Linked DNA regions of Homo sapiens: region 2 is linked to region 1. Evidence: read pairs that join two places in POLR2A ChIA-PET (ENCODE). Cell type or tissue: Caco-2. All regions are shown on one strand.

Region 1 (2,500 bases):
AGTACAGAAATTAGCCAGGCATGGCGGCACGTACCTGTAGTCCCAGCTACTCAGGAGCCTGAGGTGGGAGAATCTCTTGAACCCAAGAGGTGGAGGTTGCAGAGAGCTGAGATTGCACCACTGCACTCCAGCTTGAGCGAAAGAGCAAGATTGTCTCAAAAAAATAAATAAATAAAAAGAACCCAGACTTGGCCATGACCCCTGCCTCTACTTCATGCACGTGGCCCTGCCTTCTCTTACCTGCCTTAGGAGCCGAGCCCTTCCATACCAGGGTCCAGCTGCCTGCGGGCTGCTCCCCACCGACCTCTCAGAGAAACCCTCTTCTCAGAATCTGACTCAAGGGGTTATCACTTTCCCCTTTTCCCCTGAATCCTAAGTTCTCTCTTTCTTGATCCAATCCTCTCTTTCCAGCTTGAGCTCTTTTGTAAGGGGTCACACGGGCACAGAAAGAAAAGTCCATGCTGATGAAATAGCTAGATCTCTGGCTTCCGGAGGGTCAGAGATAAGAGAGTGAGTTACCGGGCTGTGGATTTCAGGGGAAAGTTCTGATTCCAGCTACTGGGAAAGATGTCTCCATCTGTCCCTGAGCAGGTGGTTCGTGACTGTAGATCACACTCAGATTTTCCATGACTGTCCCTCTGTCCCCCACCCACTGGTGGGCCCTGGGTGGACACTGGCCTTCCCACCACCCATCGCCCCCTGACCTCCCGCCTTCTGGCCCGATCTCTGCTCTTCCTCTTTGCTTCTGTCTTCCCCGCTTTCTTTTTCACTTTCCCTTTCTCTCTCTGAGCCTCCCGCTTCCTGCTCCCTTCTCTCTGACCTCCTGCCTACCCTTTCTTCCCCGAGCCTTCCCTCCTGTCCCCTCTCCTCCGCTGCAGGAGGTTGCCCCCCATTTCCACTCTCTCTCTCTCTCTCTCTCTGACTCAGTCCCTCTGTCCCTCTGGAATCCCAGAATCCCTTTTACAGTCAAATGCTCAGCTCCCAAGCCCTTCCGGTGGGGAAGAGAGCACTGCCTGTTACACAGGCTCCCTGGAATGTGGGGCCCAGCCTCCCTGATTCCTGGTGATTTCACTGGGAGAGCCGGGGGTTGGAGAAGGCAGGGTCTTGCTAACAGCACTATTTCTGGCTTGGTTGCTCTCCAAACAACACAACTCCAAAAATAGCCTGTGTTTGGGCTCGGCTCTCTCCCCTTCTCTAGGAGGGAACCAGTGCTGGGTGTCTCCACCGCCTTTTTTTTTTTTTTTTTTGAGATGGAGTCTTGCTCTGTTGCCCAGGCTGGAGTGCGGAGGTGTGATCTTGGCTCACTGCATCCTCCGCCTCCCAGGTTCAAGCGATTCTCCTGCCCCAGCCTCCCGAGTAGCTGGGATTATAGTCATGCGCCACCATGCCTGGCTAATTTTTGTATTTTTAGTAGAGACTAGTTTCCCCATGTTGTCCAGGCTGGTCTCGATCTCCTGACCTCATGATCCACCCACCTCGGCCTTCCAAAGTGCTGGGATTATAGGCGTGAGCCACTGCGCCTGGCCCTCCACTGCCTTTTATTTAAGATCGTGGCTCTGGGACAGCCTGTCCAGGGGCCCTTCCTTACCCTGGCTCTGTGACTGACTTCCCCCTCCTCTCCTGCTGTATCCCCTCTCCCCTGCCAGCCCCTGGCCGGTCATTTCTCTTTAAACTCCCTAACACTCTAACTGGTGCTGCCTTACCCAATGTAGCCCTTGCTTGTCCACAATTGCATTTTTTTTTTGAGTGGGGGCCACGTTCTGTTGCCCAGGTGGGAGTGCAGTGGCACAATCATGGCTCCCAGCCTTGGCACAGTCATGACTCACTGCATTTCGACCTCCCAGGCTCAAGAGATCCTCCCATCTCAGCCTCCTGAGGAGTTGCTAGTTGGGACTACAGGTGTGCACCACCATGCCCCGCCAATTTTTTTTTTTTTTTTTTTTTTTTTTTGAGACAAAGTTTCGCTCTTCTTGCCCAGGCTGGAGTGCAATGGTGTGGTCTCAGTTCACTGCAACCTCTACCTCCCAGGCTCAAGCAATTATAGTGCTTCAGCCTCCCAAGTAGCTGGGATTACAGGCATCTGCCATCACGCCCAGCTGATTTTTGTATTTTTAGTAGAGACGGGGTTTCACCATGTTGGCCAGGCTGGTCTTGAACTCCTGACCTCAAGTGATCCGCCTTCCTCAGCCTCTCAAAGTGCTGGGATTACAGATGTGAGCCACTGTGCCCCGCCTAATTTTTTTTTTTTCAGAGATGAGGGTCTCTTTATGTTGCCCAGGCTAGTCTCAAACTCCTGGGCTCAAGGTTGGAGTGCAGTGGTGCCATTTCAGCTTACTGCAGCCTCTACCTCCCGGGATTAAGTGATCCTCCCACCTCAGCCTCCCAGTAGCTGGGACCACAGATGTACACCATGACACCTGGCTAATTTTTTGTATTTTTGGTAGAGACGGGGTTTTGCCACGTTGCCCAGGCTGTTCTTGAACTCCTGAGCTCAAGTGAC
Region 2 (2,500 bases), 400 kb before region 1:
CCAAGTGCAGGGGGAGACGGACTCTGTGGTTCCTGACCCACTTGGACACGGGGAGTTGGCGCTGCCATTGCTCTTCATCACTGGGAAAGAATTTGTCTTAATGGTGCTCCAAGCCCAAGGTCAAGGTTCAAAGGGTCATGAAACAAAGCTGGCAGCCTTGGAGCCTCCAGGCTGTGGTGGGGTGGGGAGCGGCCTGACACTGCCAGGCACTCTGAACCCCAGAGGGCTGAGGGGCACCCACAGCCTTGGGACTAGGTGAGGCCTCATCTTCCTGTAGCACCCACTGGTCAAGGCTCAGGAGGAGGCAATCGCCTCTCAAGGAACAGACAAATTCCCAAAAATACAGCAAGATGCGGGCAAGGTTCTCTGGCCATTGGGGCTTTCAGAGAGAAATGGCAGCAGAGTTTTAAAAACAAAAGACAGGCTGGGTGCAGTGGCTCACACCTGTAATCCCAGTACTTTGGGAGGTAGAGGTGGGAGAATCTCTTGAGCCAAGAAGTTCAAGACTAGCCTAAGCAACTTAGCAAGACATCGTCTCTCAAAGTTTTTTAGAACAAGCTAGGCCTGGGTGGTGCATGCCTGTAGTCCCAGCTACTCGGGAGGCCGAGGTGGGAGGATCGCTTGAGTCCAGGAGTTCGAAGCTGTAGTGAGCTATGATTGCACCACTGCACTCCAGCCTGGGACACAGAGCAAGACCTCATCTCAAAAAAAAAAAAAAAAAAAAAAAAAAAAAAAAATGCGGGGAGAAGGGAAGCTTCTCTGACTGCAGTGGGGGAAGCCCTGGAGCACCCCAACCCTGTCTTCCAGCCCAGCTATCTTCTATCCCCTGGGATCAAGATGGGCAAGAGATGGTGAAATGGTTTGGCTGTGTCCTCACCCAAATCTCATCTTGAATTCCCACATGTTGTGGGAGGGACCCAGTGGGAGCTAATTGAATCATGGGGCAGGTCTTTCTCATGCCGTTCTCGTGATAGTGAGTAAGTCTCGCGAGATCTGATGATTATATAAGTGGGAGTTTCCCTGCACCCAGCACAAGCTCTCTCGTGGCTGGGGAAGTCTCACAATCATGGCGGAAGGCAAGGAGGAGCAAGTCACCTCGCAGTGATTGTGAGGCTCCCCCAGCCACGTGGAGCTGTAAGTCCATTAAACCTCTTTTTTTCTGTAAATTGCCCAATCTTGGGTATGTCTTTATCAGCAACGTGAAAACGGACCAATACAGATGGGCAGGCAGGTGTCAGAGCCCCATTGCCCAGGTTCCTAGACACCCAACGGAGGAACAGGTGAAGGAGATCCATCCACATCTCTGGGGAATACTGCGCTCACACGGAAGCTACCTGCTTGGTGGCATTTGGCAGCCTGGGCTCAGCTTCCCTAGGGCAGTGATGTCAGCTCAGGCGGGAGATGGGATGGGTGAAGGAGACAGGAAGGGAAGAATCACGGGGCAAGTGAAGGAGACTCCTTGAGTCTCAGGGTCAGACTCAGGATCACACCTTTCCTGGCAGGAGGCAGTTGCCATGGTAATCCGAGGAGCACTCGACAAGGCCCCTCCCCTTACCAGGCACCGACCTTCACCAAGGATGAATTTTTTCTTCCACTTGCCTGGATTTTCCAGCCTGGGAAATCACCCAAACACGATCTGGCTCTTTCTTAGGGAGACTTTCTGTGTATTGCTGCCCCGAATAGTTCTTTAAAATGCCTTCGAACAACATGACGGCCTCTGTGCAGGATTTTACAGTGGTTGCCTAATAGCTTAAGGCCTAGTCATCTCTCTGGGCCCTGCCCCCGACACGCTGTGTGACCCTGAGAAAGTTTTTCGGCTCTCTGAACCTCAGTTGTTTGGCCCTTAAGACACGAATGATCAAAGCCGTCTCCTGGGCCCCTGAACTGGTTAGAGAATGTGGGACTAGACTGCATGGCTGAGAAAAGACAGCTGTAATTTGTACTCTTATATTAAAAAGCAAATCTCACCAGGTGCACTAGCTTATGCCTATAATCACAGCACTTTGGGAGCTGAGGCCGGAGGATCACTTGAGCCCAGGAGTTTGAGACTAGGTGGGGCAACCTAGTGAGACCCCATCTCTAAAAAAAAAATTAAAACTAGCCATGCATGGTGGTGCGCACCTGTAGTCCCGGCTATTCGAGAGGCTGAGGTGGGAGGATTGCTTGAGCTAAGGAGGTCAAGGCTGCAGTGAGCTATGACTATTGCCACTGCACTCCAGTCTGGGCAACAGAGCAAAACTCTCTTTCTCTCTCTAAAAAAACAAAACAAAACAAAACAAAAAACAACAAAAAAGCAAATCTCCCATACAGTTGTAAAGACAAGAAGGATCTTAGAATGATCTCACTCAGCCCTTTCTTCGTACAGATTAGAAAAGATATCTGGATGTTAAGTGGCTCACGGCCACAATCACACATTTGAATGGTGGCCAACCCAGGGCTAAAACCAGGTTCACCCTCCCAGGGCAGCAACTCCTTACTTCCCCCTCAGTTATTTACACCA

The links. ChIA-PET counts read pairs that join two places held together with the same protein. Peaks named below come from ENCODE experiments on the same cell type or tissue, not always from the same donor. Only the 100,000 strongest peaks of a DNase experiment are listed, where the experiment ranks them.
Region 2: POLR2A ChIA-PET joins it to region 1 with 14 read pairs; 2 of 35 experiments call an interaction of 5 or more read pairs at or near these places.

Annotation. Positions count from the first base shown.
Region 1 is chr7:101,120,622-101,123,121 of GRCh38, reverse strand. No RefSeq gene overlaps it. Among named protein-coding and RNA genes, the nearest start is that of SERPINE1, 5.2 kb to the left of the region's middle. RefSeq lists enhancers at 1-140, 880-1,174, 761-1,380. In Caco-2, no CTCF peak of the experiment used is centred here; DNase peaks (open chromatin) are centred at 401 and 1,031; H3K4me3 peaks cover 424 bases.
Region 2 is chr7:101,516,036-101,518,535 of GRCh38, reverse strand. The region is part of intron 3 of COL26A1 (collagen type XXVI alpha 1 chain); the gene reads right to left. Among named protein-coding and RNA genes, the nearest start is that of LINC01007, 52 kb to the left of the region's middle. In Caco-2, no CTCF peak of the experiment used is centred here; no DNase peak of the experiment used is centred here.